Linked DNA regions of Homo sapiens: all the other regions are linked to region 3. A link is a loop called in an ENCODE intact Hi-C map of the cell type or tissue named here. Cell type or tissue: IMR-90. All regions are shown on one strand.

Region 1 (8,000 bases), 280 kb after region 3:
GCTGTGAAGCAAGATATTTAGTCACTAAAATAAAGATACAAAATTTAATTGTGCGGCCTGTCTTAAATGTTTACTTCTAATTCCTTGAGGTTTACTTTGTAACACGACCCAATATTTAGAGACAATCTTTTAAAATGGCACTCACATTATTATATATATGTATACATATATACAAACATCATACATACATGTATACATCATATATACGTTTACTTTTCGCATTTAATTCTAACTTTTTAATCAATAGTTAAAAGAAACTACAAGTTCCATTCAAAATGTGGTATAGATATAGATTCACAAAGAATACTACTCAGCCATAAAATGGAATGAAATCTTGTCTTTTGCATTAACATAGATGAACCTGTATGACATTAAGTGAAATAAGCCAGGCACAGAAAGAAAAGTACCACATGATCTTACGCATTTGTGGAATCTAAAAAAGCTGGTGTCACAGCAGTAGAGAGCAAAACCGTGGTTATCAGAGCCTGAGGAGTTGAGGCTAGGGGGAATATATATTTCTTGTGTATATTTTGTTGTTAATTCTATTTTGACTCTATTGTACTCAGAGAATATAAAGTTCAACTATTGATACTAAAAGGGCTATGGATTTTCTTCCATTATTATTATAGATTTGTGAGATACAACTTGAAAAACCTTTATTTCTGCTTTAGCATTTCTAAACTGTGTTGTTCAACTCATTGTTTTTTGTGCTACATGTAGCACAAATATATATTCTCTGAGTACAATAGAGTCAAAATAGAATTAACAACAAAATATACACAAGAAATGATAGAGATAAATAGTACTGATTTGGAAGACTGATGCTTGCATTGATGGATAGCTCGATGAATGAAGGGGTAAACAGATAGTTACAACCCCTACAATCTTTTTAAATAACACTCTTCCAATAAACTTGCAGTTGAAAAATAAGTATTATCACGGAAAGATTATTTAGAAATGAATACGTTGCCTTTCAAAATGTATGTGATATGACTAAGGTAGTTATTAAAATAAAATTAACCTTCAATATATTTATTAAAAAGCAAACAAAATTAAAAATAATTGAACTTAAGCATTTCACAAAAAAAAAGTTGTGAGACAGAAATTTTTTATAGGGGTTTAGATAGAGATGATGACAGACAATTAAGCTCAGGCTACCATGTTTCAAAAGAAGTCATTTTGTTAGATTCAATAAATGGTTATTACCATAATTTGTTAGAGAAATTTTAAATGGTAACCTAAATGTCCTGTAATGCCACATGCTAGTGCTAAACACACACACACACACACACACTTTTTTCCAGTGACATAAAATAAGGATGGCATGTTTACTTTCTGCTGTTTCATTTTGATATATTTTAATTTCCCTATTATCTGAATGTACTACTTCATGATTAGGGTTTTAGAGTAAGCCTATTTTGTATAAGCTAAGAATAAACTTTGTAGAAGAAAACTGAAATCCTGCTCTGGAAAATCTGACATAATTTTTAAAAAGAAGAGTTTGTCAGAGTACATTACTAATCTTAGATCTCCCCTCATTTACAGTTGCCAAGGCTTTTAAAGACAAGATAAAATTTCCTGATTAAATGAACATTCATCTCTGACTGAAACTGACTGAGGGAACATGAGATGAACTCAGGAACAGTATGTGCTCTATTGTCCACGGTCCCCCCACCAGAGCTATACACACATGTCAATTTATTTATAACAATGTAAATACCACATTCTAGCCAGAGGGTGTGATATGTCCAATTGGGCAAATGTTCAGTCATAGTCTAATAAGAAGATGGGGAGCTGGGTTTCAGAGGACCTCTGAGTATCTTTTTTGTTTCTTTAGGGAATGCATTATATTTACTCAAATAATTTTCTCTTTTACCTATAAGCAAGATTTGAAGAAAATAGATAAAAAATAAAATTTTCTCCTATTACCATGCAGGTTATTGCTCTTATTTTTTGTTTTCATTTTGTTTTGGTTGTTCTGCTTTATTTTTGCTTCTTGGATAGCACTTAATGTTTCCAAGGATCTCTTATTAAGCACATGAGAGTCAAATGGCTTTAGCAGAGAGGATGAACTGGATAACCATCAGCGCCATGCTTCAATTCAAAGCAGTTTCCTAGTGTTTTTCACCATAAATTTGAGAAAGTTCCATTTGAGAATCCTTTCCGTGTAAGCTGGTTGTGGTTTTTCAATGCCAGGGATGACAAAGGTGAAATTAATGCACCCAGCTGCTTCCCACGTGCTGGGCTTACAGAGGACAGTTTCCAACTTCCTTTGCCTGCTAGGCCCTCCCCTGTATCACTCCCTTCCATCTCCCCCTCTGAGAATGACAGCCCTGGCTTGGTCTCAGTGACCTGGGGTAACTGCCATGAAGCAACTTTTGATAAGAAACAGGATGTACAATGGTTCCTCTGAAATAAAATTGGATTAAAAGTGCACCCTCCCATGCCGTATGCCAGGCATAGCACTAGATGCAGACATCTGACTATATCATCAATTTTACAATTACCTGATGAAGTAAATACGACAACAAGAAATGAAACAAATCTTTGAAAGGATGAAGAAAATTCCTGTTATCAAATTACCAGCTGGGTAATTAGTGAGCTGCTGGTAGGGGAAAGAATTTTGAAGTCAGGTTTTTCTGACTCGGCATCTTATCTTTTTTCTTGCTCTTGAGGCCATGTTGCAGAGAAAGAGGGTGAGAGAGAGAAAGAGGATGCTGGAAAGTCTTAGGCTAAATAGTGCCCCCTTTCTGCCACACACACAGAAAAATCCATGACCAAATCCCTAGAACCTGTAAATAGCTGCTTATAGTACATGGCAAAAAAAAAAAGAAAAGAAAAGAAGAAAGGAAGAAAGAAAGAAAGAAAGAAAGAAAGGGAGGGAGGGGGAAGGAAGGAAGGAAGGAGGAAGGAAGGAAGGAGGAAGGAAGAAAGAAGGAAGGAAGGAAGAAAGGAAGGAAGGAAGAGGAAAGAAAGAAACCAACGAACAACAACAATAACAAAAAAATGATTGCAGATAAAATGTTAGGACACAGGCTTTAATATAGGGTAATTTTTAGGTTACAGACTTCAAAGTAGGGATTTTTTTTTTTTTTTTTTTTTAATTATCTGGAGAGACACAATCTGATCACATGAGCCCTTCAAAGCAGGGAATTTTCCCTGCCTGGTGTCAGAGAGATGTGGTGAAAGAGGAAGGCAGAAGGGGAAGTCACACAGCTTCCAAATATGAGAACCATTCAACTTCCACATGCCTCTGCTGGTTCTAGATAGGAGGTGGCCACAAACAAGGACTGGAAAGAGAATTCTAGGAAATACAACCAGTTCCCAGCTGACAGAGTACAAGGAGATGGGAACCTCATGCCTACAACCACAAGAAACTGAATTCTGTCAATAGCTTCATCCTTTCCCACTGTCTCTGGTAAGAAGCCCCACTCTTCTGATACCTCAATTTTAATCCAGAGAAACCGAGGCAGATTGGAGACGAAGCTCAGTTTCAAGTCACCTAGCGGAGTCTTTTATGCATTCTCACTGATCACAGAACTCACACCATTACCTCACTTACATCACCATTTAAACATGTCTTTACTTAAAGAATTCCAGGAACTGGCCTTAGGAGATAACCAAGGTTGCAGAGTGTCCCACCTCAGGAAGGAATGCAGCCTTGTTGCCACTGGCCAGACCACCAGATGGTTCATTACTCAACCATTGCAACCAGATAATGCTAGCCTGTGCTCTACCCTTTATGTGCTTTGTCCAGCCCAACTTGCATGTCAATTTCCATGCTTTGCCTAACAAAAAAGCCCTACAGCTCTTCTAGTGGAATTAGGGAATTCTCTCTCTTTCTCTCTTGCTGTCTCCCTTATGCCCTGGCACAAGCTCCAGTGAAGACTTGTCTGGGAAAACTCTTTTTGCCTCATATCAAAGAACCTGTTGCCAGTAATGAAATCAGTGTCAGACTTTGGACCTATGTATTTAAGGTGGTAAGTCTATAGTGATGTGTTATGTACAGCAGGACTAGAAAACTAATAAAGGCAGACAGTTGAACACAGATATGCACACGCTCACACACACATATTTTTTAACACTTCAAATTAAGGAATATTGATGCTTAATTGCGGTGGCAACTTGACCTTTGAGCTCCCAAAGCAGACAAATTAGGCACACCTAAATTGCAAGCCTAAATCTTAAAATGAACAAGTATCTTAAATATACCACTTAATATTCTGTATGTTCCCCATCTCTCTTCACTCATAAACACAAAGCAAGAGTAGGTACACAGTAAAAGAAGAAATTTGTACAATTTCTCCTCTTTTATTTATTTAAAGAGTTTTTAAGAGGAAACAAAATATATACAAATAAATAACTTGATAGTGACTTTTAAAACCATGGCACATAGCATCATTAAAAGCATCCTTGAAAGCCTTAACCACGGTGTCATGGTGTAAAATTATTTATGTGCATTTTTACCTCTTCTCCCTTGGGTATCATCTTCTCCTAATCTGGGAACATGGCACATGCAAAGAGCATTTTACCAGGAAAATCAAAGCTCTGAAAATGTGCAATGGAAAAGAAAACATCTTGGAATTGCTTTTATTTTAGTGCTGTGATAAAAAATTTTTTCCAGTCACCCTCATTGATGTTCAGATGATTGAATTAAGTTGAGACATTCTGGTCAGGAGGTGAAAACAACCATGGGTGTTATTGGCTCCCATCGGAAAGTTCACTGTCCCAACATTACATGATCCCTGAGTCAAGCCCAAAACATGCGCCACGCCGTCCCTGTAGCTCAGAGCTCACCAGCTGACCACAGCTGGAATTTGTAGGCCAGTAGAAAGCAGGGAAAAGGAGGTAGGCACTGAGCTGTTTTGTAGCCTGGAGGAGGCCTGCAGTTGCCAAGGATAATAGCATGGCAAACACTTTGCTACTGACAGCCTGGATTCAACTTTCTCACCATAATTCTGCCAAGCAAGGCTGGTAAAAGTTCAGAAAGCACTACTAGGAATAATTAAAGCAATGGAGGATTTATTTTGTATGGAGAGATTAAAGGAATTTTACATGTGTTATTTGGCTGTGCAAACATGAAATGGGAATACGAAAATTATCAACAAATATTTGGATGGTTTAAATTATTGGGAGGGAGATGTGAACGTTAAATAATAAGGCATGATATTGTGCCACCATGCACCCAACCTAAGAGAAATACATTTGAAAAAAAACCATTTCAGATGAAAACTTATATAAAAAGGTACAAAGATTAAACACTATATTCCCATATTAAGGAAAAGATTAAAGGATATCATCAGAGTTTTCCAAGTCTTAGTCAGTCCCTCTGAGATAGGTGGCAGGATGTAAACACAGTGCTGTTTTTTAGACAGAAAGACTCCGTGTGTGTGCCTATGAATGCACTTAGCATTGTATCATGGGGTAAGCCAGAATGTATTTTTTTTTAACTTTTATTTTGAGGTAAAGCTGATTCATTGTGTCCATAAGACACTCATAAAACACTCTTGCCATTTCCAGACAAGCTGAAAGCTGGTACAGCATTAGCAAGTTACTGCTGAGAAAGAGATCATGTGTCCCTCAGAAGTGTGTGCTCCATCAATTCCCCCCAAACTAGGTGGCAAAGCAGATTCATTTTTCTCCTAATCATCTTGCTCCAGTGCGAAGTTCCTCATCCTTAGTGGGGAGTAACAGATATGCTGATGTAAAAAACGAACAGGCCAGTCACAGTGGCTCACACCTGTAATCCCAGCACTTTGGGAGGCTGAGATGGGTGAACCAATTGAGGTCAAGGAGTTCAAGACCAGCCTGGCCAACATGGTGAAACCCCATCTCTACCGAAAAAATACGAAAATTAGCCAGGTGTGGTGGTGGGCGCCTGTAGTCCCAGCTATTCAGGAGGCTGAGACAGGAGAATCCCTTGAACCCAGGAGGTGGAGGCTGTAGTGAGCTGAAATTGTGCCACTGCACTCCAGCCTGGGGCATAGAGCAAGATTCTGTCTCAAAAAAAAAAAAAGTGTTTTATTTTCCTTACTTTCCTACAACTTCCTCAGCATATAAAAGAATACACACAGTAACACTGGAAAGCCGAACAGTAGAGGGTCCCCACGACAGAGCAAAATTGCATGAGCTGAGGTCCACAACCAAGTTTTTACCTCTTCCCTCTCCTCCCATGGGTACCATTCCACTGGTTACATCATAAGACACTAGGGAATATGGTTGTTGTTTCCTTGGGTAATCTGTTCTCAAGAACTTGCAAAACGGACCTCAGATTAGCATGCCACCCATCATTTAAAAGCCAAGAAAAACAATAGTTGGCTTCCAAGTAAAGACAGGAAGATAAGAAAGAAATCAATTTTAAAATTTCAGTTAGGAGCAATAAGTTCAGGACTCAGTGATCATACTTAACAGCAATGTACTATGTGCCAAAAGGGTAGATTTTAAGTGCTGTCACCACAAAAATGGTAAGTGTGTGAGGAAATGGAATATGATAATTAGCCTGATTCTGCCATTCCATAGTGTCTAGATATATACCCAAGATATATGTTGGATATATATTGTACATGTTGTACAGCATAAATATATACAATTCAGCCGGGCGTGGTGGCTCAGGCCTGTAACCCCAGCACTTTGGGAGGCCGAGGCGGGCAGATCACGAGGTCAGGAGATCGAGACCATCCTGGCTAACACAGTGAAACCTTCTCTCTACTAAAAATACGAAAAAAAAAAAGAAAATTAGCCTGGCTTGGTGGCAGGCACCTGTAGTCCCAGCTACTTGGGAGGCTGAGGCAGGAGAATGACGTGAACCCAGGAGGCGGAGCTTGCAGTGAGCCGAGATTGCGCCCCTGCATTCCAGCCTGGGCAACAGAGCAAGACTCCGTCTCAAAAAAAAAAAAAAAGAAAAAAAAATATGCATATAACACTTCTATTTGTCAATTAAACATAAAAAATAAAAATAAATTGAGGTAAAGTACATAAATTATTATATTAATAAGAATTCATGCTCTCTTTCCCTTGAGAGCACTACTGAAGATCCTGGTGTCGCCATGGGCCGCCGCCCCGCGGGTTGTTACCGGTATTGTAAGAACAAGCCGTACCCAAAGTCTCGCTTCTGCCAAGGTGTCCTTGATGTCAAGATTCGCATCTTTGACCTGGGGCGGAAGAAGGTAAAAGTGGATGAGTTTCCGCTTTATGGCCACATGGTGTCAGATGAATTTGAGCAGCTGTCCTCTGAAGCCCTGGAGGCTGCCCGAATTTGTGCCAATAAGTACATGGTAAAAAGCTGTGGCAAAGATGGCTTCCATATCCGGGTGTGGCTCCACTCCTTCCACGTCATCCGCATCAACAAGACGTTGTCCTGTGCTGGGGCTGACAGGCTCAAATAGGCATGCGAGGTGCCTTTGGAAAGCCCCAGGGCACTGTGGCCGGGGTTTGTATTGGCCAAGTTATCATGTCGATCCTCACCAAGCTGCAGAACAAGGAGCATGTGATTGACGCCCTACGCAGGGCCAAGTTCAAGTTCCCTGGCCGCCAGAAGATCCACATCTCAAAGAAGTGGGGCTTCACCAAATTCAATGCGAATGAATCTGAAGACATGGTGGCTGAGAAGCAGCTCATCCCAGATGGCTGTGGGGTCGCCTACATCCCTAGTCATGGCCCTCTGGACAAGTGGCAGGCCCCGCACTCATGAGGGCTTCCACTGTGCTTCCCCCTCTTAATACTCACCAATAAATCCTACTTCCTGTCCATCTAAAAAATAAAAATAAATAAATAAATAAATAGAATTCATGAAAATGTTTGTCCCTAGGCAACCTCAGTGCTTTAGATTGCTCTGAGATCCTACAGTTGAACACTAACTTGTTTAAACTTTATCTCATGCTGTATAGTATATGTCCTACTCACATTATAGACTAGGAGGCTCTGGCCTACACATCGAGCATCTAAGAGTGTTAGGTTACATCTAGTGTGGTGTTAACCCACGGGATCCCATGTTCTTCATC
Region 2 (8,000 bases), 820 kb before region 3:
GTGAATTATTCAGGGTAACTCTAGCTTCCATAAACCCCAATATTTTTATAATTTAAACAAAACTAAAGTTTCTCTGTTGTTCACGTAACAGTTAACAGGTTAGAAAAGCAGTCCCTCCTCATGCAGTAATTCAGGAAACCTGGTAAATGGAAATTCTTCAACGTGCAATTTCTGAGTAACCCTGGGTGAGAAATAATGTGCCCAGGAAGAAGAGTAGACAATGATATTTGGTGAACAGGTAGCAGATCCTTCCACAAATAGTTTATTACCACTGCTATAATTTTATTAACAATCATCCTCTTTATGCAAATGATTGTTCTAGTTAGTTTATTAAGCTACCACTTATTCACATGAATAATTCTAATAAAATTCTTCTACCAGACACCGAGGTGAGATAAATGACACTTTGGTAAGGATCATGACTTTGGTAAGGACTCAGGGAAGAAGGCAAATCACCTTTCGGTCATGGAGCATTTTGAAGGGAGAATAGTTTTCACATTGTGGGACTTCTGTTATTCAGAAAAAGGCTTAAGGCATTGAATTTTTTAGGATGTTGGGGAGATAAGTGACCAGAAAGGCGTAAAGGCAGACAGAAAAAGAAATGTGAGGTTCTGGAGGACAAGCTTTGCATCTTTGTCATTGGCTGCTCATGGCACAAGTTTTCAGGGAATGAACAGAGTGTTCTTGAGAGGTAGCATCTTGAGGCCACCCTGGAGCAGGAGCCAATTGCCTTTCAGGCAAAGTGACTCGCTTTCTTTTTGAACAGTTTCCAAAATAATATTAATAACAAAAATGATGGAGACAGTAGATTACAGAGCTCTAGAATTTCAGTGATAGAAATGAGAAAGCGATTAAATTGAAAATGTTTTCTTCTGGCAGATCAAGCTGTAGTTGTGTGGTTATAAATTCTGCATACTCATTGAGTCTTGGAACTCATGGAGATTGAGTCTTGGAGGAAAAATAAGCAAAAGAAAGATAAATTCGTTCCTTAAAAGACAAATTTCCTTAAAATTGTAATTTCAGGGGAAAATGTATGTCAGGTAAGAAATTAGTAATTTTGAAGAATCCTTCTATGTCTAGAAATTTAAGTTTCCCAATTGCTCCATGTACCAATTAGATATCTATTGAGCCAAAAACAGGAAAGCTAAGGTGTACTATAGTCTCTCAAGTAGTTCAGAAACACCAATTCACAGCCTAAGACAGTATATAATGAAGGAAAAATGTCTAGGACTCATTGCAGATATATGGTTCATTCTCTGGGGAAATTAGAGGATTAGCAAATCAGTTATCTATTGCTAAAATAATGCTGCATAGCAAACCATTCAAAAACTTAGTGGTTTAAAACAAAAATTATTTATTATTTCTCACAAGTTTATAGTTTGGCTAGTTGGTTATTTTCACCTAGGCCAGAAATATATGCTCTTGGTTTGGCTGATTCACACATCTTCAGTCAAATGGTAGGCCAGCTGGAGTTTGCTGTTCTAGAATGGCCTCAACCTGGATGATAAGGCTCTGCTCCATGTGGTCTGTCATCTTCCAACTGCTCTTGTGATCTCGTTCTTGTGAGGAAGACAAAGGAGCAAGAGAGAGAGGTCTTTGCTTAAAACTAGTATGCTGTTACTTGCATTACATTTTACTGGACAAAGTGAATCACAAGGTAGGCTAAGTTTCAAAGAATAGGAAAACAGACTCTACTTTTCGATGAGAGAAATTTTAAAGCCACCTGGAAAGGGTATGGATACAGGGAGATGTAGAGAATTAGGGCCATGTTTGCAAACAGTTTATTTCATTGAATTTTATCAAGGAAATCTTGGTAGAGGAAGGTACAACTTAGCTTGAGCTTTGAAAGTAAAGGAAAGAATAGGGGGCATTTTTTTAGGCAAGGATAACAACATAAATGAAGCCTGTAGTAGTAGTTTAATAGAAAGAAGGAGTTTGGTTCTACAGCGTGTGATACAAAATTAGGCATGTATTGAGCTGCTTCGGGGGGGCTAAACTGGCTTATATTTAGTATAAATCAGAATATCTGTACAGAATAGATCATAAATTCATCAATTAAGATATGGAAATATACTTATACGTGGTGTTTAAACTCCTGCATGATGGGATGTGTGCGTTTGTTTTTATTTGCCTTTTATGCCTGAGGACAATGCTGCTGTCTTCTTAAATTCAGCACCTATTGATTACCCCAGATAAAAAGTTCTCTTCACTAGCTCCATTTTATTTATGACTTATAGCAGGGTTACAGATTGTAAATACCCTTACACATTGTTTGAGAGCAGGGTGGTCAACCCTAATAGTCTATTTAAAATCTCAAAGGTTCAAAGAAGTATCTCTGAGAGTTGTGCAGAGATATAGTACAGGCTCTATTCCCGCCAGAAACGTGTACATGAAACTTAAAAAGGAAGGGGCTTCTCTATCTTAGAAATTCTCATACTTTTTGATCTTAGGACCTTCTTACATTGTTAGAAATTTGAGGATCCCAAAGAGTTTCTATTTCGGTTGGTTCTTTCTGTTGCTATTTACTGTATTTGAAATTAATATTGAGAAAATAAAAAATATGTATTTACTAATACATTACAAATAATAGTAATGGACAAAAGCAATTAATGAAAAATACTAAATTTATTTCCATAAATGACATATTTCTGTGAAAAGTAACTATTTTTTGAAACAAGGAAAGTGAGAAAACGTCATTGTTTCACATTTTTGAAAATCTTTTATGTCTGGCTTAATAGAAGACAATTTCTTTTATCTGCTTCTGCATTCAGTCTATTACAACATGTTATTTTGGATGAAACATATAAAGAAACTTTGGCTTCATGCAGATCTTTAGATGGAAGCGGGAGAAAACTGTAGGGTCTTAAGAACCGTATTTGGAAAACGCTTCTGTTTAAGAGCTCCATAAGATTTATCATGGCAGAAAAAATAAAAATTAAGAATGCAAAAAGAACATGTAACAAATTGTGATGTTTTTCTCCCCAAAGTAGGCTATTCATTGTGAATTTCCAAAAAAAAAAAAAGAACACCTATTTCCTCTAATTTATTAATTTGTTATAACAACAACAACAAAAAAAAATTATGATTTTTGGGCCAGTGCCCCAAATCTCTTAGTCATCATGCCAAAAATGCAACAAAATAGAATGTTAACCATGGGAAAAAGTTTCAAAGGATCTGACCAAATGCCCAGGATGAATTTGATAAAACGGTGACCTTACTCACATATAGCTTACTTAATAGTCAAGGGATTTTTTTTTTCACCGCTCAAAAAATTCCAGCCAATTTCACTGATATTCTTCCTTGTTCCAGAAACTTCCTCAAAGTTGACCTTTCATTCTCTGGTGACCTGGGCAAGAATTTCTCAGAAACCAAAAGCCTGGCTGTTCAGTTGGTTTGGGAGTGGCATTTCCTAAAGTTTTGATTGGAAAAGAAACCTGGAGTTCTAACAAATTCATTTTTAAAGAAATGAATTGAAGTTTCTTTGCCAAATGCCATATGCAAAGTTTATTACTAATTCTTAATAAACGTAATGCAATTGATAGAGAACGTGAAAGTGAATTATTAGTTCTGGTTTTAAAATCCCATTATATGATCTATATATTTCTGCTCCACTTTTAAAAGTTGCTAGTGATATTGGTATGCATCAAACCCTTGTGGTAGATTATACATGATCGAATAAATGATTTTAAATAACAAGAATTTTATAATCCAATTATAAAAATATACAATATTTAAAAATAAGACAAACGCAGAAGGAGAGATAATCACACAGTCTTCTCCAAAAGCTACCACTCTGTTTTTTTGCATTTAATTTTATTGGCATTATTAACAAAAACATACCTTACTCTGATTTACAACTTTACTTTTTGCTTTAGATATATGATGATTTTTTTCCCTTACATTAACCATAGACATAGTTTTTAGAAAAAAATGAAACAGACAACATATTTGAGGAGATGGGGGTCTATGTTTACATGTAAACAATGACTTAGAAAATTTGTAAAAAGTGACCTCAGAGGGACAAAGGGGAAACAAATCCCTTGGAAGCCTTGGATCCTCCCAGGCAGCTGTGGCTCTGTGTTTCCTTCCTATTAAGAGGGATGTGTGGTTTGTATTGTCCTCCTGGGAGAATAATTCTGTCATTTCCATTAGGAAGATGATTTATTGAGGGCAGTTCCTTTTTAAGATTGAACAGGAAAACCAGTGTTGCAACCTGATGGTGCTATTTCCTTTGTAAAACGCTTCAGTGCTGAAGTTGTAGCAATTACCTTGGCCTTGAACTGAATCACAGACACCTCTCTGATCCCTTCTGTAACCTTATCTGGTAACACACAACGGTAACCACTGTGTCCTCTTGGTTTGAGGTGGGTGAGAATCAGGGCATACAACTCCCAGATTTCTCATAAGAGGGCATCCAGCCCTGTAACAGATATCCCCCAAGGCCATCGTGGAGCAGCCGGGATGCTGCGTAGGGGTTACAAATGCAGATGCAGTTGTTAAAGGGAATTTGACTGCAGCTGGAAAATAATTTTCTAAGAAGGCATATGGCAAAACGTTTTGCTTCCGTGTACCAATATCTCTGCGTGCCTCCTTTATTCCTCATTGAACCTCGGGGAATATTTAATAGTTCAGTCCTTCTTTTAAAGGTATGGTGAAAGGCAGCATCACTGCATCCCAGCAGAGGGCAGTTTCCTCAAGCCTATAGTACACCATTGCAGGTCTCATTCATGCTCAGATGGTGGTTGTTCACACCTTGTTCTTAAGAAAAGTAAACTTGTATTCAGTGACCTAGTTACACAGCAGCTTGGGCTGTGCTAAACAGTCATTCATTCAGATACTTCCTTTAGAAAACTAAAGTGAATCCAGTTGCGGTTTGCAGAAACAAGCTCCACAATGAGAGTAAAGAGATCTGGGTACTGGTCTTGGATTTGTCACTAAATAGCCATTGTGCTGGTGACATTAAGCAAGTCACTTTAGCTCAATTCTGCATCTCTGGTGAGGGGTTTTGGACAGCATGACCTGAAGATTTTAGATACAGTAGAATTTTCACATAATACCTCTATAACCCTGATAAAAATATATTTCGTAGCTGAGGGTTTGGAGTTAAAGAAATAGAGATTCTTCTTTAAAGTAATGCTAATTCAGATAGTTTACCTGGTTTGCAATATAAGCTTTATAGGTTATCCCTCTTCTACAATTGCTGAACTAAACCATCTTATATATTAGGAAAACTCAATTGGGCATGACTGTGAGAGTGAGAAGAACAGATTTCTGGGCCTGTGTTGGCTTCTCTCTAGCTATATGACTTTAGGTGAATCACCCCAACCTTCTGATTTCCAGTTTTCTCATTAGCAAAATGAATGGGTTGAATTAGATCAATGTTTCCTCCAAAAGGACCTGTGATTAAATGAGTCTGGGGGAAAAGGAGGTAAAGATAAGCAGGGGTCTATACTGCATTGATTCTGAAACCATTTCCACAGAGTCATCCACCACAGATTTACTGGGAGCTGCCTGTCTGGTAAGACCTTTTCCAGGGTAACCTACTTTAAACAGTAAACAACTGTTCAGCCTGTCATTGACCAATCAGAATGAATGCTGGCTGCAACTCTGAAGTGGCTCTGAGACCCCCTCTACTAGTCTGTTCTCATGCTGCTGATAAAGACACACCCAAGACTGGGTAATTTATAAAGGAAAGAGGTTTAATTCTCACAGTTCTACATGACCGGGAAGGCCTCACAATCATGGCAGAAGTGAAGGAGGAGGAAAGTCATGTCTTACATGGTAGCAAGAAGAAGGGCTTGTGTAGTGGAACTCCCACTTATAAAATCATCAGATCTCATGAGACTTATTCACTACCACGAGAAGAGTATGGGGGAAACCACCCCCATGATTCAATTATCTCCACCTGGCCCCACCCTTCACACATGGGGATTATTACAGTTCAAGGTGAGATTTGGGTGGGGACACAGCCAAACCATATCACCCCCAAGTGGAATCTGGTATTTGTTTCTGGATCCTGGGGAGTCTGGATGCTCCTTCAGTGGTTACTTATCAGTCAGCATGGAAGTATGTCAATATTTTCACAACTGGTATGGCCCTACCTACCTGCACACTCTCACCCCTGTGCTGTCCGAGGTTGCAGTGCCTTCTCTAGCCTTGTCTCAGAATATATGATCCAGGACCAACAGCGGCAGCAGCCCTGAGAGCTTGTTAAAAATGCTAATTCCTGGATTCCACCCAGACCTTCTTAATCAGAATCTGCACTTCTGCAAGACCCCCAGGTGATTACTGTGTTCTTTACAATTTGAGAATCACTGGCATGCAAAACAGGTCTGGTTTATTTAAAATGCACAGGGCTGATTTGCTGATGTCTACAGGAGGGCAAATAGCTTGAGCCCAGGAGTTTGAGACCAGTCTGGGCAACGTGACAAACCCCCCTCTCTCCAAATATACTGGGTAAATCTGTGGTGGATGACTCTGTGGAAATGGTTTCAGAATCAACGCAGTATAGACCACTGCTTATTTTTACCTCCTTTCCCCCCAAACTCATTTAATCACAGGTCCTTTTGGAGGAAACATTGATCTAATTCAACCCATTCATTTTGCTAATGAGAAAACTGGAAATCAGAAGGTTGGGGTGATTCACCTAAAGTCAAATAGCTAGAGAGAAGCCAACCCAGGCCCAGAAATTAGCTGGGTATGGTGGCGCATGCCTGTGGTCCCAGCTACTTGGGAGGCTGAGGCAGGAGAATCACCTGAGCCCAGGGAGGTCAAGGCTGCAGTGAGCCATGATGGGGCCACTGCACTCCAGCCTGGGCAACAGAGTAAGACCCTGTTTCAAAAAAATAAATAAATAATAAAAAAATAAAGTGTAGTCTCTTTATGATGACTTGGCATAGAACCCTTTTATGATGGAATATATTGTGGGATGAGTGGTCAGTGAAATACATTTTGGAAAACATTGAACAAGATATCTGAAGTTCTCTCTAACTCTAAAATTCAATGATTCTGAGACAGTTAAATGTTCTCACATTTCTCATTTGTTCATAATATTCTTCAAATCAGTTCTACTATAAATTGGATTTACCATTGCCTTTGGGCACTCAAATGTCAATAAAGATTGGGGATATTTTTAGAACTTTGATTTTAATTTCTGAGATATTAAATTGATAAGGAAATGAAAATAATCTGGAACCCAGACAATATGTTTTGTAGGGGCCTAGAGTTTTTTAAAAAAATTATTTATATCTTATCATAGTTTATTTTTTACTGTAGTGAAATGCATATAACATAAAACTTACCATTTTAACCATGTTTAAATGTATAATTCAGTGACAATATGTACATTTACCATGGTGTGTGATAATCACTGGTCTCTATTTCCGGAGCTTTTTCATGATCACAACTGAAATTCTGTACGCATTAAACAATAAATCCCCATTCCCCCCACTTCAGCCTGTGGTAACCTCCATTCTACTTTCTGTCTTTGTGAATTTCACCATTCTAGGTACCTCATATGAATGAAGTTATACAATATTGTGTCTGCCATCTCATTTAGCATAATGCTTTCAAAGTTATCTATATTGTAACATGCATCAGGATTTCATTCTTGTACGTGGCTAGATAATACTTCATTTTATGTGTATACCGCGTGTTGTTTATTCATTCGTCTGTTGATAGATACTTGGGTTTCTAACTGGCTATTGTGAATAATACTGCTACAAACATTGGTCTGTTTGAGCCTCTGTTTTAATTCTTTGGGGTCTATGTCTAGTCATGGAATTGCTGGATCATGTGGTAATTCTATGTGGAGACTCTGAACTGTTTTCTATGGTGGCTGCAGCATGTTACATTCTCACCAACGATCCACAAGGATTACAATTTCACCACACCCTTACCATGAAAGTGTTTAAAGAAAACGTTTATTTGATCCATTCTTGCTTGAGATTTGTTTTTGCAAGTGTTCACTGAAAAGAAAAGGATCAGTAGATCTGGCTAAG
Region 3 (8,000 bases):
TAGGACATATAGCTAATGCATGTGGGGCTTAAAACCTAGATGAAGCCATGAGGAAAAATGTACAAGAAGACATGAAGAAATGTACAAGGCATGAAGAAAAAAGTACAAGAAGGCATGAAGATAAATGAAGTACTCAAAGAATGGTGGAGATGTGTTATAAAGGCACAGAGCCCAGCTTGAAGGGGCTCCCACTGGCCAAATCTGGGGAAATTCATGGTATCTTAATTACACCCTCTTGAATGAAATAGGAATCTACAATACACTCTGAAATAAATAAATGTATAAATGGGAGCTTTCCATTCCTTTTCGAGGATGAATAATATTCCACTCTCTGTGGAGGGGCGGGTGGCGCGGGGGATGTGTTTTCAATTCTTTGAGGCGTATACTTAGAAGTAGAATTGCTGGATCATATGGTAATTCTCTGTTTAACTGACTGAGAGAGCATCATACTGTTTCCTACAGTGGTTGCATCATTTTACATTCCCATCACCAACGAACGAGGGTTCCGATTTCTCTATGTTCTTGCCAACACATTTTTTTTTGTTTCTTTCTTGTCTGAAATAGCCACACTTACTTGTTGAATCTTTTATAATCCCTAAAATTTTATGGAACATTTTTATGGAACAAGATAAATTAAATAGCCTATTTTGTCTGTGATTACTACCTTCTCTTGTTAATCATTTAGCAAGTTATTGAACTCATGCCATGAGCCAAGCACTTCTCTCTATCAGCTAAGAATATAACTAACAGTTTGTTGGCCTGGAGTCCATGAGAATCTGAGCCATCACCAATGCCTTTTTTACCAGGACCTACATATCTGTGTCAAATATTCACATCTGAATAATAAAAGATAAAACTCCATTTTAATGTATTCAGTAAGTATTTCTTGAGTGTGAGACCTCCTGTTTACTGTTTGGTCACAATGATGTATAAGAAGAAAATAGTCTCTACCTTCATGGTACTTACAGACTAATGGAGACACTGATCAAACAAATAAACATGTAACTAAAGCTATAATAGGTGCTAGGAAGAGTAGTTACCCAATAGTTTATAACTCTGTCTGATGAGTCTAACAAAGCTTTCCTAAAAATGTGACATTAGAATGAGAACTAAAGTAGGAATTTACCTTGGAGAAAAGAGAATGGGAGATAAAGAAAAGAGGTTTTTAGCACATGGGAACAGATAGCAGAGTTCTTCTGAATGAAAGAAATATGGTAAAAGAAAGCTAATTTAAGTGGGGCATGGAGTAATCCTAGGGCATAGTAAGTCCTCTGAGGTTAGGGCCCCAAATTATGCACGGCCTTGCAGGCCATATGGAAAGGTTCTGTTCCTTAACCATAAAACAATGTGACTCTATTAACGGATTTTCCGTGAAAGATAGCTATTAAAAGTGGAGATGTCAACTGAGCAGTTTGAGTAACATGCCTGGTGCTCGGAGGAGAGGTCTGAGAGGTGGATGTGAACTTGGAAATTACTAGTATGTGGTTTGTAATAAAAGCCATGTGTACAATTGAGCTTGCCAGACAGAGAACTTAGAAGAAGAAGAAAAGGGAGCCCAGGGCCAAGCCTTGAAAAACCTAGCTGTTAATGTTCTATGTTAGAAGGAGAATGAGATGGAAAATGAGTAGCCAGTAAGACAAATAACAAACAAACCAACAAAACAACAGCAAAAAACAAAGACAAACCCGCAAAAAGACAGAGAGGCTGAAAGTAAAAGGATGAGTGCTTTGAAAGGGCACAGCTAATAGTCCAATAATGTTGGATATTGATGGTATGAGAAGGGAGTGAACAACTGAAACCCTTCTTCCGGATTCAGTAGGTCACCAGTCATTGGTGAGCTCTAGGGAGAAGCCATGCGGAAGGGTACATATTTTATTATAATGAGGCAGGTAGGAGGTGAAACCATCAAGACTAGCACGTGGGACTTTTTTTTCAAGATACTTGGCAGCAAAGAGGTCAGGAAGGTAGGGCAGTGCCTGGAAGAGAGTGTGTGTGTGTTGGACAGAGAGACCATTTCATTTTCGTTTTAGATACAGAGACTTGGATATATTCAAATGCTGATGGAAAAGAATCTTGTACAAGGTAAAGGAGGGGGAAAAATCAAGACACGTACGACCTAGAGAAAGGATAGGTTCAGTGTACAGATAGAGGAAGGAGATGAGAACAGAATGGGTGCAGATGAAGGAGGGTTTACATCTGAATATTCATTTCATTTTTCTCTGTGTCTGTCTACATGACTGGAAATTGGCCACATTTTGAGGGCCTATTTCTTTATATGTAAATTAAAGAATGAGGGCTGAAAAATGTGTATTCCTTTTAATCCTAACATTCATTGAATTGCTTCTTATTTTCAATGCTGTCAATGTCAAAATCCATTTATATCCTACATACCGCTTGATTTTACATAAACTGTTGGTTTAGTCTCTTTTTTTAGCATAATGTGTAGTTTATAAAGATCCTGTGTGTGAACTGTAGTAACAAATAAGATATTTTGTTGATCTCACTAATAAAGGTCCTGGGTATAAGCAGTAGTTATATGGCATTTTAATTTTTTTTTTAAGACAGGTCTCACTCTGGTGGCCCAGGCTGGAGTGCAGTGGTTCGATCTCGGCTCACTGCAGCCTTGACCTCCCAGGCTCAAGTGATCCTCCGACCTCAGCCTCCCGAGTAGTTGGGAACACAGACGTGCACTACTGCACCTAGCTAACTTTTTTTCTACTTTTTGTAGAGACAAGATTTCACCATGTTCCCCAGGCTAGTCTCAAACTCCTGGGCTCAAGTGATTCGCCCACCTTGACCTGCCAAAGTGTGGCATTTCCACAACGACAAGTGCTAAAATTCTCAAGACAATGAAGGAAAAATTTCATGGAGGTTTTCTCATGATTCTAATTCTGGTTTTCTGATGTTCTAACTTCAGATCTTGCTTCTCCAAATTTTTGATATATTATGAACACCCAGGCCTTTCATTAAAGACTTTTAAGAGTCCCAAATCAAATCTTAATGATTAACTGTCTCACCTGACCTCAAGTTTCCTATGGCATATTTTTTTTAAAGTAATAGTAATAGTGGTTGAAGAACTTTGTAACGCAATTTAAGACTCTGGTTTCCATGTCTAAGAAAAAGATAAAATTATATCAAGAATGTTGACATTCATACATACATTTAAAGCCACTGTAAAAGACAGAAGTGATGTCAATGTGGACCAGTTATTGTTTCTTTCGTCCCCTTAGGGTGGTGGTGGTGTTTTTGAGTCCAATTTTGAACCACCTAAATGGAGACCCTGGAAGCATCACATTTTACCAAATGGCCTTATGGCTTCATTATGATGCCAGGATCAGTACTGCCTTTTATAGAGGGAGAAAAGTGCAGTCTTGTTTTAACAAAATAACAGGTAGCATTGGTGACTGTACTTTCCCCAAAGAAAAGGACTGATGACTGTGTCACTGCTTTCTGGCAAAGCAGCTCTTACTCTTGAAGCTCTCTTCGTGTTTCCTCTTTGAATTCCCCTTCTAATTATTCTTTCTCTCAGAATTAGAGACAAAAAAGTGTAGATTCATATTAGAAATAGACTGATACTTTATATATTTCACTTAGTGTTCATGATCCGTTAGACTTTAACATGGATGCTTAAATACAATTTTCTCAGCACCTGGTGAATAAATTTCATCAGATTATTTCCTATTAGAGATCCTCCTTCAAATTTGCCACATCTGTGTTATTTTTTTCCCTTTAGGAAAGAGCAGAAGAATGTGTTGAGAATTAACCCTGTCGTTTCAGTTTGTACATTCCTGTTATACCTCGAGATATTACTTTTTAATTTTAATTTTTATTTCCATGGTTTTGTGGGGTAAGGTGGTTTTTGGTTACATGGATAAGTTATTTAGTGGTGATTTCTGAGATTTTGGTGCACCTGTTACCCAAGCAGTGTACACTGTACCCAATGTGCAGTCTTTTATCCCTCACCCCCCTCCCACTCTTGTTCCCTGAGTCTGCAAAGACCATTACATCATTCTTATGCTTCTCCATCAGTGTCTGTCTCAACATCACGGTGTGCACGTCAAGACAGTACGAAAATGACTTTTTTATTTTATAACTTTTTAATGCTATCTTTCCCGCACTTGATGATGTTGAGACACTGATGGAGATGCCTGGGGCATTACAGGGAAATGTACCTCCAGTAATGCCACGTTTTCTTTTCGAGGTTACTTCTGAACAGCTTTAAAGAGGGCGCTGCCTGCCTCATAGTCTGCAGCCTCGTGGTGACCAGTTGGTCACCAGGGGGCAGGCTTGGATCACAAAAGTGTGTCACCGCTCATTTTTCTTCAAGAGAAAGAAGCGTATTGCTCTCGCTATAAAACTGTGGTGCAATTCATTTTTTACAAACCGGATGGTCGATAAAAATAAGTCATTTTGTATTATAACCATGAACTCAAGATATATCATTCATTTAAAAACTACGTTCTATATTTTTGTAAAATAAAAAAATACATTTTATCAATTCCAATTTTGTTTAATTTTACTCATTAAACATTGATACAGGTGAAGAAAATTTTTTTACAGATAGTTTTTGCCCTCTAATATTAACTGTACAAAGCAAAGTATTGTTGTAACAGTAGAAGAATAAACAGAAACTACTGACTAGCATATGGCAAAATTTGGGATCTCAGATCTTTTAAAAATTATTTTATCATTACAAAAGTAATATCTACTTTATTGTTGAAAACAGAAATTACTGAGCTACAAAAAGGAAAAAAATACTAAGCAGGCTTCATTCCAATATTCGAAGGGAACTATTCTAAGATGTTGGTGCATTTTGTTAAGATGTATTTTAGATCAAGATGCCTCTATTTATCAGTTTGTCTTTCTCAAACTTAGAATCAGGCATTGTGTAACCTGCTTCTACTTTTCACTTAATAGCTTATTGTTGACAAGTTTCCTGTCATTTAATACAATTCTACATTATAACCTGTAGCAGCTTTGCATGATATTGTATCAATGTGCATTATTTACATATTCAATACCTTATTTTAAGCTATTTAAAAAGTTATTTCTAATGTTTTGAGTAGCTCCTTTTAAGTGAAAATGAAACAACTTTTCCAAGACTTATGAAACATAATGCATACAGAGTTAACATTTTTCTTTTTAGACGGAGTCTCGCTCTGTCGCCAGGCTGGAGTTCGATGGCATGATCTCGGCTCACTGCAACCTCTGCCTCCTGGGTTCAAGTGATTCTCCTGCCTCAACCTCCCAAGTAGCTGGGACTGCAGGCACATGCCACCACGCCCAGCTTATTTTTGTATTTTTAGTAGAGACGGGGTTTCCCCATGTTGGCCAGGAAACTCTCCAACTCTTGACCTCTTGATCCACCCGCCTCGGCCTCCCAAAGTGCTGGGATTACAGGTGTAAGCCACCGTGCCTGGCCTAGAGTTAACATTTTTCATATTTAGAACCCTTTTTATACATTAAGGAGAACAATGCAGTTTACCTTCAAAGTAAAGATTAATATTATTTTGGTTACATGGATAAGTTATTTAGTGGTGATTTCTGAGATTTTGGTGCACCTGTTACCCAAGCAGCTGTTATCCAATCTTCAAAGTAAAGATTAATATTAGATAAGGATTCCACACTAATTTAATTTATAGCCTTTTGAAGAAAGATGAATTACAATTTAGAAATCATTTTCACACTTATTTTTGCTATTAATCCTATAACTCTCTTTCTTATGTCATTATGTAAAACCGCATTAAATAATCACTTACCAAAAGAAGTCATTTGAAATATGGTTCCTCACTATGACTAAGAATATAATACATTTATCTTATTCCCATTATTTAAGTCATCCTTATTTAATAGCACTTAGCAATACCTTAGTAGAATGCTTTTCCACATTTTTCACTTGCGTGGGCCAATTAAAACCATAATTCTTAGAATAACTCCTAAACACAAACAATTAAAGCTATTGAGGACTATTCAGGTCTTATAAACTGCAACCCTGCTTTCAAGGTGATGTTTGTGCTGATTTGCATTGTACAAATGATTGTAGAATTAACCAGTGCTTACAATCAGTGTGACATTGGGCAAATTGTTCAAAACATCTTAAACCCCATATTCCTTTTCTATAAAGCAGGATTAGACATATCTATCTTTGCAAAGTTACTGTAAATATTTGAAGTGTTTATTTATTACAAACCTGTGTTGCCTGGCCCGCATTAATGGGCTTTGAAAGTAGGGTAGGCATCTGCTGTGTTACAATGGGCTGCTCTGAAGTCTCATCCTCATTCATAGGAGACAAGATGAGCTCTTGCACTTGATATCAGCCCTCTTCCTCCCTGTAAGGATCAAAAGTAAACTCAGGCATTGCGGTGAAGATCATGCCTAGGTTGTCAATTTCAGTGATCATGAGGGGAGCCACAATATGAGTTAAGACATGGCTTTCTGGGCATTTTTGCCTTCATTAGCAGGGGTCAGGGAGGAGTGAGTGCTGGACCTTCATACATTGCTGGTGGGAATGTAAAATGAGTGGTCACATTGGAGTGCAGATTGGCAGTTCTGCAGAATGTTTAACACAGAGTTACCACATGACCCAGCAATTCCAGTCCTAGATATATGCCCCCTCACACACAAAATTAAAAACTTAAATCCACAAGAAAATCTGTGCACAAATGTCCATTTCACCATGGTTCATAATAGTGCAAAGGGCTATTCAGGAAACAACTTTGACCTATCAATGGAAAATGAAAGTATATTACATCCATAAAACTGATTATTATTTGGTAATTAGAAAATGAACTTCTGATACATGCTACAAACCTTGAAAACATGCTAAGTGAATGAAACCAATACAAATTACTAATGCTGTGTGATTCCATTTAATAAGATGTGTGCAGAAAGGGCAAATCTATAGGAACAAAAGATAGATTAGGGTTGGAAATGGGGAGATGGGGAAGGGCAATGGGAAGTGACTGTAAATAGGTTGAGGGTTTCTTTTTTGGGTGATTAAAATGTTCAAAAATTAGGTTGTGGTAATGGTTGCACAATTTTGTGAATATACAAAAACCCATTGAATTGTACACTTTAAATGGATGAATTGTACCATATATAAATTATACCTTGGTAAAGCTGTTTAAGAAAAAGAAGTGTGAGTTGGCCATGCCTTCCTATGCCCAACCCCACACTGAGGGTTTCACCAAAACCCTCCGGTACTGTTTTCAAGACTCAATCTTGTGTTTTCCTTAGGCCTCCCAATTCCCAAGCCACCCTTTACCTTCACACTGTAAGCATTATAACGCTCTGCATGTGTCCTGTTCCCTTCTCTTCCCTCACTCCTCTCCTGCTAATAATCTCTTTACCTTTTGAGGTGCAGGAAGCCTGTTCCCACCTTAGCATTTTCCCTACAGCCCTCAACTTGTGGCTTCTTCCTCTTCCACAGACCTAGTCGGTCTGGAGTTGATGTAGGTGTTCTCTGCTCCTCAATTCTATGTCCAGACCTCTCCCTTTTTGTTCCCTAAAGACTCTCAACCTTGACTCTTATGTCACCAGATGACATGAGTTCAGTACCTCTTCCGTCATTGTCATCCATCAAGGTTGTTCTTTTGGGTTTCTCAGTGATTTAGTTTGTGGCTTGTCTCTCTCCATCACTCTTAATTATTAGTGATCTGAGTAGCTACAAAAATGATCATTTCAACAAGTTTGCCTTCAAATTCTGTTTGTTTTTTTCTTGCAGTAACAACAACAAGCTCAACCATCCATTTTCATGATCATATCCAGACCTCACTGTTCAGTATATTAGCCATTTTTAGCTACATTTGCCTATTGTTCACTTTAAATGTGGCAATCAGAACTGAGACGTGCTGTAAGTATAAAATACACACTGGCTTCCAAAATAATAATGAATAATCATAATGATAATAATAATAATAGGAAATACCTTATTAAGTTTATTCTGATTGCAAATTGTAGTAGTAATATTTTATCTATCCTGAATTAAGTAAAATATGTTA

What was found. Hi-C counts contacts between places; a loop is a spot of excess contacts. Peaks named below come from ENCODE experiments on the same cell type or tissue, not always from the same donor. Only the 100,000 strongest peaks of a DNase experiment are listed, where the experiment ranks them.
Region 1: a loop joins it to region 3, with 5 times the contacts of the local background. A loop is called at or near these places in 2 of 110 quality-filtered maps.
Region 2: a loop joins it to region 3, with 4 times the contacts of the local background. A loop is called at or near these places in 3 of 110 quality-filtered maps.

The regions. Positions count from the first base shown.
Region 1 is chr21:27,420,070-27,428,069 of GRCh38, reverse strand. All of the region lies in intron 1 of LOC105372762 (a long non-coding RNA gene), which reads left to right. It also overlaps the pseudogene RPL10P1. Among named protein-coding and RNA genes, the nearest start is that of LINC01673, 210 kb to the left of the region's middle. In IMR-90, no CTCF peak of the experiment used is centred here; DNase peaks (open chromatin) are centred at 2,229, 3,679, 4,769 and 5,459; H3K27ac peaks cover 898 bases.
Region 2 is chr21:28,518,835-28,526,834 of GRCh38, reverse strand. No RefSeq gene overlaps it. Among named protein-coding and RNA genes, the nearest start is that of LINC00161, 16 kb to the left of the region's middle. In IMR-90, a CTCF peak has its summit at 4,674 (motif pointing right); a DNase peak (open chromatin) is centred at 4,714; H3K27ac peaks cover 199 bases.
Region 3 is chr21:27,697,465-27,705,464 of GRCh38, reverse strand. No RefSeq gene overlaps it. Among named protein-coding and RNA genes, the nearest start is that of LINC00113, 21 kb to the left of the region's middle. In IMR-90, a CTCF peak has its summit at 4,256 (motif pointing right); a DNase peak (open chromatin) is centred at 4,284.